Regions from separate parts of the Homo sapiens genome. Here region 2 is linked to region 1. Evidence: chromatin contacts called from ENCODE Hi-C or POLR2A ChIA-PET data. All regions are on one chromosome and are shown on one strand. The core of a region is the stretch at or near the end of the contact, and the rest is flanking DNA. Distances in the headings are between cores, read along the strand shown. Region 1 overlaps LINC02668 (long intergenic non-protein coding RNA 2668). Region 2 has its middle 43 kb from the start of AKR1E2.

What was found. Hi-C counts contacts between places; a loop is a spot of excess contacts on that map. ChIA-PET counts read pairs that join two places held with the same protein, here RNA polymerase II (POLR2A). Pooled maps may share reads with other maps.
Region 2: a map of gastrocnemius medialis shows a loop between it and region 1 (3-fold over the local background). The contact joins two enhancer-like sites. A Hi-C loop is called at or near these places in 16 of 168 maps with a recorded cell type or tissue (A673, K562, Right ventricle myocardium superior and 9 more) and 16 of 50 pooled maps. POLR2A ChIA-PET finds 5 or more read pairs at or near these places in 2 of 52 experiments (PC-9 and activated T-cell).

The regions. Positions count from the first base shown.
Region 1 is chr10:3,225,317-3,233,071 of GRCh38, forward strand. It overlaps LINC02668 (long intergenic non-protein coding RNA 2668), which reads right to left. Exons shown (of 3, transcript NR_187504.1): 3 at 6,948-7,266. Among named protein-coding and RNA genes, the nearest start is that of LINC02668, 28 kb to the right of the region's middle. Within about 2 kb of position 1,840, at least 8 of the 41 ENCODE cell types and tissues checked have a DNase peak (open chromatin) inside an H3K27ac peak, as active enhancers do.
Region 2 is chr10:4,779,651-4,786,642 of GRCh38, forward strand. No RefSeq gene overlaps it. Among named protein-coding and RNA genes, the nearest start is that of AKR1E2, 43 kb to the right of the region's middle. Within about 2 kb of position 1,306, at least 2 of the 41 ENCODE cell types and tissues checked have a DNase peak (open chromatin) inside an H3K27ac peak, as active enhancers do.

The DNA.
Region 1 (7,755 bases), core at 590-3,089:
GTACTTGGCTCCTTTTACAGAGCAGGACCCAGGAACAGAGAAGGTCAGGTGCCCATGAGCATATCAAAAAAGGTATATCCCAGAAGAAGGCTGAAGACTGGGTACATTGATTTCCTAAAGAAGACAGAGTCACTGCTTAGCTCTACGTGCTACTGTTCACAAGCATTCCTCTCCATAAAAATAGTTATGGTAACTTAAAATTGCTTTTCATTTTTTACATTGTATCATTAACTTTGTCGATCTTGTGCCCTGTTCTTCCACTGCAAAGCAGACTCCTTGGAAGATAAGATGGCCCCTTACTCTCTCTAACAACAGACTTCCAAGAGGAATTTCTCTATGATCTTGTTCCAGGAATGTGTTTCCCAAGAAGCAAGTCTGGATTCATCTTATGTACACTCCTGGCCTGTCTCTGGTATGTTTTCCTGGCTGGAGAATCTTTTGACAGCTCAGAGCCCAATCTGTGGCTCATCTCTAATGAATGTGCAGTATTTCTTATTTGCTTCTTGTTTTCCCTACCTTTCTTCGCGTTCTGATTTCATCATTCACTTCATTTTTTTTGACAGTGAGGTCGCTTTTATTATCATCCTCATATTACAAGTAAGAAGGAGCACCAGCATTTCAGTAGCTCTTCCTGTCAAAATGGCAGGAGCAGAATCTCAGCCTGCATTTGTCTGAAAATTATGAAGTAGATCTTTAAAAATATTATATTTCAAGTTTCAACACTAAATTACTATAAGGACACAAATAAGCTTTGGATATTTAATTTTTTTCTCACTTGAAAAGATGAATGTGTCTTCCTCTTTCATAGATGGCCTGTTATGATGAATTCAGCAGAATATAGCAAGTAACTCTAAGCCTCTAATTTTCTTTTGTATTTAACTATAAAAATATTTTAATTAATAAAATAAAAACACTCACGTATAATTTTACCACCCTAACACACTACTAACATTCTTACCTATTCTCTTCCAGATATTGTCCTTATGCCATTAAAATTGCATAAGCATATTCAAAATCAATAATTTATATTTTTGATTTTTACTGTTGAGTTTCTAAAGTCCATATATTGTTATAAGCCTCTTTAAACCCTTCTTGCAAAAGACAAAGAATAAGAGGATAAAGAATGTATGGAACCTGGCCAGGTGCGGTGGCTCACGCTTATAATCCCAGCACTTTGGGAGGCCAAGGCGGGCAGATCACCTGAGGTCAGGAGTTCTAGACCAGCCTGGCCAACATGGTGAAACTCCGTCTCTATTAAAAATACAAAAATTAGCCAGGTGTGGTGGCAGGGTGCCTGTAATCCCAGCTAATCTGGAGGCTGAGGCAGGAGAATTGCTTGAACCCAGGAGGCGGAGGTTGCAGTGAGCCAAGATCACAACATTGCACTCCAGCCTGGGTGACAGAGTGAGACATCGTCTCAAAAAAAAAAAACAAAAACAAAAAAAGAGTATGGGAAACTAACTTCAGTGCTGGAACATAAGACAAGGAAAAAGACGAGTCAGAAGTAGCACAGCCCCTGATCAAATGTGCTGTCCTCACATCCCTGTCATCTGGAAATGCCATTCCTTAACCTGGAAAACCTTCTTCTCCCAGATTCATATTTTGCCTCACCATTTACTTTGATCCCTGCAAAGGTAATGACATTGATTCCATGTTTCTAATTTTTCTAGAAATTCGGGGATCTGCTCAGCAGACCGGAACAACCCAGGAGGCATCTGGGCTCTGGAAGGAAATACAAGCCAGCCAGTTCCAGCAGCTTTTTCCCAAAGCCTGGAGCAGGCTCTGCTCTGTAGCTACTAGCATTTTTACGACAGTAACCTGAGGCCACTCATCTTAGGTCTGATTGATGAGTAGGTCAGAAATCATCCCAGCGTGGAACCCTCCTTGACTCACGCTGTCTGGGTGAACACACAGACCCATTCCACTGTTTCCTGGCCAGCTTGACTTCACTCTTCTTATTTTTCTTGGGCTAAGAAAAGACATTCTTTGCTGGATATAAATATCATGCATTTCAGAAAGTTCATATGTACAAATAACATGGATTCGGGATCATTACAGTTGTTAATTTTAGTAAAATAATTTTTTTCTTTGGCTTGCTTCTTGAATTCTTTAGTGATCTTGGACATACAAACACAGACTTCTTGTTCTAATTATCTCAGGTATGAGGCTTGGAAGTCGCAGTGTCCTGACTATTTCTGGAATTTAGACAGAATACAGCAGCCTGAACGTTCTTTCTGACAAGCCACAAGGAAACAGATGGGATATGTTGTTCCCTCCAGGGTGGGAGTCGCTGGCCCAGCCCCAGAGACAGATGTGCATTGAAAACACAAAAACTTTTTAGGTGGAAAATTTCAGACATATGTAAAAGTAGACAAATTCTATCACTGTGTTCGTATCACCCAGACTTCTGAACTACCAATTCGTGGCTGAAATTCTTTCATCCATGCTCGGCTTAGTCCTAACTCCTCTCTCCCCTGTGATTATTTAAAAGAAAATCCCAGGAAGATTTTTTTTTTGTGCCAAGGATGCATAAGAAGATCACCCAATACAATGATTTATATGGCTCATTTTGAGTTTTCCTATAGCACTGCCCTGGCTTTGCTGAAACCACAAGACCCATTGTGGCTGCATGACTCATCTTCCCCAGAGGCTGTCGTCTCAAGGTTTCTTGTGCTAGGGTTTTTGAAAGTAGCACATTGTTTCCAAAAAGCAAAATTCTGTCATTTGTCACCTACATTTAAGCATATCTATTGTGGCCAGGCGTGGTGGCTCACGCCTGTCATCCTAGCACCTTGGGAAGCTGGAGTAGGCAGATCACCTGAGGTCAGGAGTTCAAGATCAGCCTGGCCAACATGGAGAAACCCCACCTCTACTAAAAGTACAAAAATTAGCTGGGTGTGGTGGCACATGCCTGTAATCCCAGCTACTCAGGAGGCTTAGGCAGGGGAATCACTTGAATCAGGGAGGTGGAGGTTGCAGTGAGCTGAGATCGTACCACGGCACTCCAGCCTGGGTGACAGAGCAAGACTCTGTCTCAAAACAAAACAAAACAAACAAACAAAACGAATATCTGTCGTGAGAATTAAGGGGCCTATCTAGAGGCTCAGGGAATATTTGTCTCCCTAAGAAGTACTGACCTACGTAACTCTTTCAACAGCGAGCTTCATGCCTGCCTGTGTGTACGTATGGGTTTCTACACATCAGGCCGTGAATCCACATGTGTGTCATTCATGGACTAAAGCAGTGATTGAACACCTACTCTGTTCCAGGTACCGTGGTAGACAAGGCCAGGAGGGCCTCTGTTCCTGTGGGCTTCCGTTCTAGTGGCGAGCCACGTGCAGCGTGGTTGCTGGAGACGCGGGACGCTTTCCTGACTTGCATAAGAAATGGGCACGAGGTAGAAACACAGTGTTAAGAAGGCCTATGGGGATGAGGTCTTGTTGTCCTCCCACAGGTGTTCTGTCTGTTCAGAGTTCTGTCTCAGCCAGATGTGGGACCCCAACCAAAGTGTGCCCCCATCACGGGGGAGGCACCTGGGATAAGAGTAGGTTCACTTTTAAAGACATATTTGGTTAGAATTCAGGCCAGAGAAACAGGTGCCTCGTTGACAGGTGACCCAGGTCTGTGGTGTGCGAGCCATCTGCCTGGCAGGAGAGACAAACTTCAGCCAATGCTCTGGTGACTCTGCCTCCCCGCCCCTCCTTTCTGGGAATTGGGTTCGTCTCCAGGGTGTCTCACCTGCAGGAAGGGCCAGCCTGTGCTTTCCTGTCATTTGTCACCTGGCCTCTGCTGGAAGTATCTTCTCTATGGGGGTCCTCTCTGGCCAGGCCATTGGTCAACACCACTATCTTTTGTTCTTGTCAAAAGGCTTTTCCACATCTCTCTCTCGACTCCTTCCCAGTCTAGCCTCTATTTGGGGTATGGAGGAAATGACTCCACAGCTTCCCTCTCCACCTGGGCACGGAGAATATCTTGGGGACTGCGTCTGGACAGACCAGCCACCCATGTGGGTGCTTCTGTGCTGTGCAGGGCCTCCCCGGGGCCTTCCCTGGGATGGTAGCCTTGCTTTCTCTGTGCCTGGATTCCCACACCTGTCGGGGATCCCATCATTTTCTCTGGTCCTCAGGGGTGGGCAACGGGGCCGAAGTCCCTTCTCAGGAACCCAGCGGCATTGAGTGTCCTTTTCCCACTTAGGATACTCTTTCTCCGTTTCCTCCCATTTAGAGAAACACAGCTAGTCTGGAGGTGGGGGGGAGACTGGGTTTCTCAGATAAAAACATCCTTCCAAACCCACTGTCTCTGCCTGCACCTCAGCACATGGAACTCCGGGGCTGGGAATTTGTGCCATTGTGTCTCTCTGGGCTGTGGGCTGCATCATCTACTCCTGATGGGGTTGAGACACACACACGGGGTTGGGAGCAGGTGCATAAGATACAAAAAGGTGGGGAAAAATTGCTGATGTATCAGAACATTCCTCACAATTCTTCTCCGGACACCTACACTCAAAGTGTAGCGCTTGGGGAAAATTATAAAATAAGTAAAGGGGGTCTTTCTATTTCCCTAACAGGGCAAGGCTCTGTGCTAGGTTTTGTGGCAACTGAAAGATGAATCAGAGGCATTTCCAGCTCTCCAGAGTGTCACTGAGTGGAGACAGACTCGTGCATGGAATCACACCCAAGGCAGACAGTGTAAGTGATGTCATGGAAATACAACCATGCAGACAGATGCAGTTTCACCCTCATAGCTCTGCTATGAGGTAGGCAGACCCTGCCCTATATGAAGAAGATGAGGCATAGAGAAGATGAGTAATTCACCTGTGCCACAGCAAACAACGAAAGAAGGTGAGTGCCCACCCTAGGTCAGGGGCAGAGCCTCTCTGTGGGGATGGTTGGTTGGGGGTGGGGGTCACAAAGCCCACGTCTGATGGAGACGTGCTGTTGGGATGATGTTGAGAAAGGGTGGGAGTGCAGAGAAGCCCCAACATAGTAGGCACCTGCAAGGGGCATTATTTAAGATTCCAGGGTCAACTTGGTGACAGCCCCATTTGGATTTGCACCTGTGCTGCCTCTGAGCTCTGTCTTCTCCTCTGCAGATAGAGTAACCAGGGCACCTGTTGATTGGGGGCCTCACCAGCAGGAGCTCCTGGCAGCGGCTGCAGGGTGTAGCAGCACAGGACAGACGCTGGAGGTGCAGGCGCAGAGGTCCTGGGGTAGGTCCTGTGGATCACACAGCACTTACAGAATATTCCAAAAACAAAACAAGAGAGAAGGCTGGTGATACCATGTCAAGTTAGAAACAAGAGAGAAGGCTGGTGATACCATGTCAAGTTAGAAACAAGAGAGAAGGCTGGTGATAACATGTCAAGTTAGAAACAAGAGAGAAGGCTGGTGATACCATGTCAAGCTAGAAACAAGAGAGAAGGCTGGTGATAACATGTCAAGTTAGAAACAAGAGAGAAGGCTGGTGATACCATGTCAAGCTAGAAACGAGAGAAGGCTGGTGATACCATGTCAAGTTAGAAACAAGAGAGAAGGCTGGTGGTACCATGTCAAGTTAGAAACAAGAGAGAAGGCTGGTGATACCATGTCAAGTTAGAAACAAGAGAGAAGGCTGGTGGTACCATGTCAAGTTAGAAACAAGAGAGAAGGCTGGTGATGCCATGTCAAGTTAGAAAAAAAAATATAGCACAATAGGATCCAGGTTCTATTTGAAAAAAAAAGAAAAATCAAAAAACAACTTAGGAACAATATTAACAGTAACTTTTCTCTGGCTGATAAAACTCTTGAGTGCTGCTTCCTTCCTTATTCATTTTATATTTCCCCCATTTCATTCCATAGACACTGCAATGTTATAACCCAGGTGTGGAATGGTCATTGAGTTAAAAGACACAGCACATTTCCTGGCAGGTGCCTCCTGACCCCCTCCCTTGTGTCTTCACCTCCCTGAAAAGTGGATGTTTTTGTACAGGTTGTGCATATCGGCGGCTCTGTGGCCAATCCAGTACTATCCTATCACGTGCTGGGGACACGATGTGGTCAGACGTATCGTCGTTCTCATGGTCTCAAGTTCACATTGTCTCTCACACAGGTACTTGGATCTGCTATAGACGGCCACGGGCCTCCTGGATTTGGTATACAGGGGTCCAGACACCTTGGATTTGATATAGAGGGTTTTGGGCCTCCTGGATTTGGTAAAGAAGGATTCAGAGTGCCTGGATTTGGTATAGAAGGATTCAGGGCTCCTGAGTTTGGTATAGAGGAGGCATGGCTCCTGGATTTGGTATAGAGGGATTCAGGGCTCCTGGATTTGGTATAGAGGATTCAGGGCTCCTGGGTTTGGTATAGAGGGATTCAGGGTTCCTGGATTTGGTATAGAGGGATTCAGGGTTCCTGGATTTGGTATAGAGGGATTCAGGGCTCCTGGGTTTGGTATAGAGGGATTCAGGGCTCCTGGGTTTGATAGAGGATTCAGGGCTCCTGGATTTGGTATGCAGGGATTCAGGGCTCCTGGATTTGGTATAGAGGATTCAGGGCTCCTGGATTTTGTGTAGAGGGATTCAGGGCTCCTGGATTTCGTATAGAGGGATTCAGGGCTCCTGGATTTGGTGTAGAGGGATTCAGGGCTCCTGGGTTTGGTATAGAGGATGCAGCGCTCCTGGATTTGGTATCAAATTTCCTGGATTTGGTATCAAATTTCCTGTCTCTTAGACTCTCTTTTTCTTTTTCCATTCTTCCAGCTTGCCTGGCTGCCTCTTCCCTGTATCTTACTCCAACAGGGGTCAGTGCTGGCCATGGTTATGTGGAGAGTTTCAAAAGCAGACATTGTCTCACAGATGACCTCTCTTTCTTACCCTAGAAGGACTCCGTGTAACATGAGGCATTCCTTTTAACATGTGGCATTCCTTTTAACACATGTTGAGGTGGTCAAAGAATACTTTTTGAAATAACTCATTTAATACAATATTTTATTTGGCAGACGCATGTTGATATTTCTCCTAGGAAACAAAAATGTGGACATAGGTTATTATTTCTCACTGTGGTTTTTAGCAGGCATAAGAATTGGGCATCTCAGAATAGAATGGAATACAGGAGCTTGATGAAATTTTAGAGACGGTCTAGCTCAGATGCTCTGCAGGAGACGAAACTGAGACCCAGAGAGCTGGGGTCGCACGTCCAGTCCTCGTGGTGCCCACGGAGGCCCAGAGTGTGGGAATCCTCCTGCAGCAATTCCGGCTCGTGGTCTAGTGATGTTCCCATCTCCCAGCTCCTACGGGAGGAAGTAAAATGAGGTGTTCATGAATTTCCCTTTTCTCCTGTGAATATGCTCTCAGGCTACAAGATTCTCTTGGTTTTCTAAAGGTTATGTTGATAAGTGTCTCTTTTTCAACATTTTAATTTGCATGTATATATGTGTATATATATGAATCTTAATCCATGGCTAGGCTCCTAAAGACAGCAGTTTTCTGTCAACAATATTTAAATAAACTCAAGCAGCTTCTACTCTCCCTCTATATGACAGAAATGCATTAAAAATCTTTGTATTATGGCATTTTGCATTCATATATTCAGTAGCAATAACAATTTTCCTTCACAGACACAGAAGGTTTATGCTTTCTCTACCAAAATTTTCAGACTTTGCCGGGTAGGACTTCATAATCATAATGATAAAACAATCTCCCTGCTGTAGTCCATGGCACAAATCCTCCTGGAGACAGTTTGTGAGCCTTGAGGAGGGACTCTCATTCCAACAAATAGT
Region 2 (6,992 bases), core at 56-2,555, 1.6 Mb after region 1:
GTTTGAGAAGCACTGTTCCATACAGCCACTGTTATTTGAAACAATATTTTTACCAGTACGTGCTATATAAAATTCAAGCTAAAGTTTAATTTGCTGTTACTGCTTTTGTTATTTATTCATTTCATCTCCTTTTCCAAAATTTTCTCCTCCCTAGCACTGCGGCAATCTGCCTCTGTAATTGGTCTCTGACATCTCCGTTACATCATGGCCCCAAAGAAGCCACCGTTCTTGAGGAAGCATGGGAGGTAGAAAATTATACCATTAATTTTTGCATTATTTAAGTAAGTAGTTAACAAATGACATACATATAATTTTTAAAAACAAACCACTATCCAATAACTCTATCAAGATTTCCAAAACAATTATTTCGAAGGTTAAGTTAAAGGCATTTGCATACACAGAATTTGAAGCCACCAGATAAAAAGATCTAGAAGATGTTCTCAAAAGTTTACAATATCTGAAATGCAAAGCAAGAATTTGTATTTTGACATTGGGCTCTAATGAAAGAGATTGTGCATGTATATATGCATGCGTATTTTAAAAACCCTTATTAAGATTTTAATTTGCCATCAAGGGCAACTTGTCATACGAAGATGAAACTATTTTATGATTCATTAGCCAAGTGTGACTGAGACAGCTGAGATTAATTTAATCTTGGCTTTTATGCATTAGTATTCAAAAGGAATCTGAAGCAGAGAGCAGCACTTGGTTTTATTTTTATAATGAAGGAAATATTTTGCAGCTTCTCTGTTTTGATGATCACAATGAGCTGGTGGATTAAATGATTCTATAGTTTAACACAAATATGGATTAAGAATGAAAGCTATTTCCATGATGTCTTGCTGTCCTTTAGACACATGCTTGAATGACACTGTTATGAGAAGCAGAAGCTGTAACATTTACTCTGGAAAACAAATGTTTACCTCAAGCAGCAACTGACATTTCTAGCTTCTTGCATGAATATCAGGCACTGCTTCAAATCACTTACCAGCCTCAGTCCTTGTATCTTGGTCTTGGGCCTCAGGCCAGTATTAGGTGAGGGGACCTGACCTGACTGAAACCAGGATGCCTTAAGCACACCAACAAGGGGCTCTCCCAAGTCTACATCCTCAACACCTGAGCCCTGATTAAGCACATCGTCACGATGATACACTGCGGTTGCCATTACTATTGATGGCATGTCTATAGAGACCTCTGGCTAAAAAAGACCCTAGGTCTTCCTGTCAGCGGTACTTCTTTCCTCTTCTGCTGCGTGCATATAATCCATCATGACAGTAAGCAGAGCTCTTTAATTCTCTATCCCCTTTCCATTATAACAATGAAACATCCCTCTTAATCTCTTAATTGCTGCAACAACTGTATGAGTCATCATTCTGATATTTCCCCCCATTCACCTCTCCTTCTTCTCTCGATGCAAGTCTATGGAGCCAAATTACACACATTCACACACATATTTTTTTTTTACCATTAACAATGGTTATTATTATTGGCAGTGTATCATATGTCATGCATCCCATAAGCTCCAAGTTTTTTTATTCTAGACATCCCAAGCAATTTGCAGTTAACTCTCAACTACAATACTTTAACATTATTAGTCTGTGTCACAAATTTAGCATTTATATTACATTGTTGTATGATTATATACACATAAGTTCTGACCCCTCAACTGAACTGTAAGTTTCTTAAAGTTAATGATTGTATCTTACTGTACATAATAGGCTCAGAATAAATATTGGAGAATTGTTTGAAAAGCCATAATGAAATATTTTCAGAAGCTGAAAAAGAACAAATAAAAATACACATACAGAACTATAAGATACTCTACCCACACATGAAGAGAATCAGTCAAAAGCAATATTTAAGGGGAAACAAAATTTAGAGCTCTAACTCGGATCTGCAAAAATGTGACCTTATTTCTCTTTAATCTCAAGTTTCTTACATGCATCTCTATCTTTCGATAGCAGTAAAGAACCCTGCTAATAAAAGGAGAGCTTGATAATTTCTTACTTAACTCTTAGTTCTCTTAAGTAAATGATGAATTCAGGATTTCAAACTCAGTAGTTGAAAGTTGAACCTCCATTATGGGCCCCTGACCCCACATCCTTTGTTCTTTCCCTATTCCCTTTCCTATCCGTGAGGAACATGTTCACATAACGTTGTGGGAGCATCGTTATCTTTAGGCATCCATGAAATATGTTCTAATATTCTTCCACAGCAGGATTTACTAGGGATCACCTATCCAACAACATACCCTGGGGGCAGTGGAGAGAGCAGCAGTCCTCCCTAAACACGTGTTTAGGTCATGTGCAGTTATTTCTATAACAAAACACACTATAGAAAAACCATGAGGAAGCAAGCCCCAGAGACCGAAGACAGACTCAAGGTAATGTTTGTGTGCTCACTCTGCCAATGACAGTATTTTCCCTATCCAGCTCTACGACATGGTTTGTTGCCCCTGGTATTAGAATTTCATCACACCTGGGATTTTCCCAAGTACAACTTGATAGCTTAGCTTCTGAGACTAGAGTTCCACACAGGCATTCTGGCACACAGTGAAATCAAGCTTTAGAAGAAAGCTGCCCATGTCACTTGACATGAAACCGAGCTGCTAGTGTGTCTTACCACCCTAGTCAGAAGCAGCTGGAGAGCATGGTTCCCAGGCCCTTCTTCTGGGGGAATGTCTGGCCTTAAAAGTGGCTAAGTGGGTCATATGATCTAATTCTGTGCAGTTGAGGATATTCAAGACCAGCTTCCTAGAGAAGTAAGAAGGGTATTATGGGAATGAACGTCTTCTTCCTCTTTGAGTTGGTAGTTGCTGAGATTGCCAGGTAGAGAAATGAAGAGTGAACAACAGAAATTATTTAGAAAATCCAGTGATCGCTGGATATATCTGGCTGATCAGCAGGTTTCTCAGTCCAAAATTCTGAGCATCTCATGTGGCATTATCTAAACAGCCACACAAAGCCAATAGGTAATGGAAATGGGTCTGGAAGATGACCAGCAAGTAATACCTTACCAAAAACTTTCAGTTCTGATGTTGATGAACAGTTATACACTCCTGTTCTCTCTTCCCTGGTGAGAAGGCCATTCCTAGACTGCTTCTCCACTCCACATATTAACGGCCCCTGGAAAGCCACTGTATTCATCTCTCCTGTGTGAAACCCCAACATTCAAACACTGACCATTGTTTTCAGACCAAACTGAAGTTCCGTTACACAGGTAGGCTGCTCCGTTAGCAGTCATTTGTCTACACCCTATACTTCACAGTAAGTTAATGATACAGCTCAAGAAATGCCTTTTCTGACCGTATCTTTTAATATATGGACCATATCCACCAAGTCAAACTTCAATTTCTATTTCCAAGTGCATATGTGCCACATTTTGGAGCAGTGAAGACATGTTAAAATGTGACTGAGAGGTTAAGTATGGCTAAAAAAATTAATCTTCTACTTTTTTCCTTGTTTCTTATTGAAATGGATTCCGTAAATATTAGCTGGAGAGGTAATTGCTTACTACAGTTAGAAATAAGACAATAAGTAGTTTAGGGAAAGTAATTATATTTATATAGCCTTTGCTTAGATTTCAAAAATTATATGTTTTATAGTTATGACTTTAGAATACAACTGCCTGCATCCTGTTTAGCTCAACGTCCAGATAACACCAGCAAAATGGGTTCTCCTTCATCAGTCTATTGGTAGCTCTCTCTTTTTCTTTAATGTATTCTTAAATACAGCATTGGAATTTCATAAGGACAATATTCTAGGAATGCCCCAAAGAAATATGTGCAATCTGACCTAACATCACATCTTTCGTGAATGACTTGGAAAAGGTAATGTTGTGACTGGTTCATTGTAATTCAGCACATTTAACCTACAGTTACAACAATCATTATTCCCAAAAATGTGTAAGATAGCCAGGGTATCAGAGAGTCTGTCCAGCCTGTTCCCTTAGCTACTGATACCTGTCAGACCTCACATCCTGATCTGAAATTGAAAAGTGTTACAATAACAACTACAGGTTGTCGTGTTGTTAGTTTTGTCCAGGCAAATATATGTATTTATAGCCTCTAGGATCCATGCAGGTACCATAGTCTTGTAACCCCACCCCTCTGTTCACCATTGACTGTGTAGAACAGTGGCTAAGACCACAGGTTATAGAGTTAGAGACTTCCTTCTGATACTTCCTGGTGGAATGACAGTGGACAATATCTGTAGTATCTGTAAAGCCTCAGTTTTATCTGCTTTCAAAATGGTAATAGTATTATCTACCTCATAAGTTGCTTATGAGGATTAAATGAGATAATATATATAAGGCATAACTTACAGTGCCTTGTGGTTAGTAATTACTCGTGAAATGTTAGCTATCATTGCTGTCATTATTTTAATATACAACCAAGATTAACATTATGTGAGGCCCCACTGGCAGGTCAATTCCCTTCAAATATTATTTGGCTATTTCTGAGTTATTGACTCTCATCTTCATAAGAATCAGTACCTAAGGTTTTAACAAATAGAGATATTTTATTTGTATAAATAATCATCTCAAATAAATTTACTACTTGCTGTCTGAATAAATCCTGGTTTTAAAAATGACTGCTGGAAAATTTGCGATTTATACCAATATCAATATAATAGTAACTTTCCCTAAACATCCAAAATGTTGATACTAAAAATATAACTTTTTTGCCATTTGGAGTTTTCAAAAGCAAATCTATTTGGGTAAACGGTGGTCTAAACCTGTTTGGACCAAATAAAATCATAAAAATATTTAAACCATTTACTTCTTCAACGAAGCACATTTGTGAATAAAACATTGGCAAATATTAAATTAGATCTCTTTATATAATTAATGACGAGAGAAAACTAGCAAAATGTTAAGGGAAACATTATTTTTTATATAAATATAGAAAGCCTGAGAAATACATGTTTGGATAGAGTGAGACATTTCACTTTATGTCATAAATACCATGTTTTAATGTTTCAAAATTTCAATTTGAAAGGGGGAAATATGTAATGTTTCTGCCAACAGCACTTACATAAATTTCATGCATGCTTGGTCTATTCCTTCTAAAATGCATTTTAAAAGGAAGATTTAAAAAATACGAAAACAGCATGCTTATTATCCACAGTACCTTATTTATAGGCTTGCTCCACAAGTCACTGTGAGACCACAGCCTGGAAATGATTTTTCTTGTGCTTTTTCTTTATCTACCACAAGGAGGAAGATGTCATCAGCCATATCTATAACATGGCAAGAGGAACAAAAATTAAAAGCTGTGGCTTATGATTAAAGGCATCCTATAAAATATGTGCTTGCTGAAACGCCATCGGCTAACTCCAAATATGTATGGAACTAAGTGTAAAGTTATGGCTGGCAAGTTGCTTTGTGTCATTTTCTTGTCGACGCTCAACATGCAAAGTAGCACCAGCACTCTGTGCAAATAGAACAGCAATGATACGGCAAAATAAGGAAGGGCTGGCTGGATTAGCAACAATGATACCAATACACTAACATACTAATGCACCCGACATTCTAATACCCAGGGGCATGAGGGCGTGGTCAAAATTCCATAGACTCTTGAATCTACTATAAAAGCACACTAACTTAGATTACTTAAGTGGAAAATTATTTTGAATAATGTTTCAATTATAGAATACTGTAAGGATTTACACATTTATAATTTCAAGTACAGATAATCATACTGTGATATTTGTCATTGAGTTACGGTAATGTGATCAAGCTTCTACAAAAGGTGGATTAATTTCATCTTCAGCAGGCAATGCTGACTTTCTGATCGAAGTAAAATAGCTCTTCTAACATACGCATCTGCTTTGGTGGCATAAGCCTAGAAATTATCCTTTCCTGAGTCACCAGTAATTAAAAATAGTAGAGAATATTCGGCCAAAAATAAATAGGAGGAGAATGAAAAATAATGTCTATGTGCAAATATGGTGTAGACCAAAATTGTTTTGGAGAAAAACATAAGGGATGCTTATCTAATATAAGTCTTAACACACTTCCAGGCAAGAAAGGTAATTGTAATTGGAGAGTTAAGACATCTGAATTACTGCTAGAAAGCTCATTCTGCTAAAAGTTGCATATCTAGGGGTTTACTAATATGCCAAAATTATCTTTATCATTAAGTAAGAGATGTAACAAAGAAGAAATGACGTTCAGAACTTAATACTAGCAAGCATGGTGTTTTGAAAAACATGAAAAATGTATAAAGTAAAATAGCAAGAATACACTATACCACTTTCAAGATACATAGCAGCAATTGAACAATGTTTAAATTGATTTTTCAACAAATTTGTCACAATTCTCATTTTAATGGATTTACAGTTTTTCATCTTAAGTGTGCGCCATATTTTTTCTAATCAGTTCTGTTATTTACTGCCTTATATAGCTTAATGCTTTATACATCAGCTTCTGTGCTTTGTATTTTATTGAATACGTACATGGAAAATTAATCCATGATCTTCTAATTGCCAAGTAAAAAAAGTCATGCGTCACTCTTCATACAATTGATTTCTCTGACTCATTTGACAATGTTGAGTATTTAATGACACTCTCTTCTCTTTACATAATAACTCTTACTCATCGTATGTCTTGGAATAACTTTCAGATTCGTATTTACTATCTTCTTCTCTGCCCATTTCATTAATGTTAATAATGTCAGTATCCTATCCTCAGTTCTTCTACTCTTATTAAATAAATTCAGTTTATACTTTGAGTCACTACCATAATCCAGAAAAGCAAAAATTAGTCAAACGTGCAGGAAAATAATGCAGTACATGCCATTATAAATGTGTCTAGGATGATAAAAATGCTGAGAAGTGTCGATAGGGTGGCATCTATCAAGGGCAGTGAAGGCAGGTGGGAGGCATCACGGCCCGTCTTAAGATCTTATTCGTGGGACAGTGAATGCATCTGTGCCTTGGAGACTAGCACAGCCGTCTCAACAGTGAGGAAGCTCAGCCCACAGTGAACTG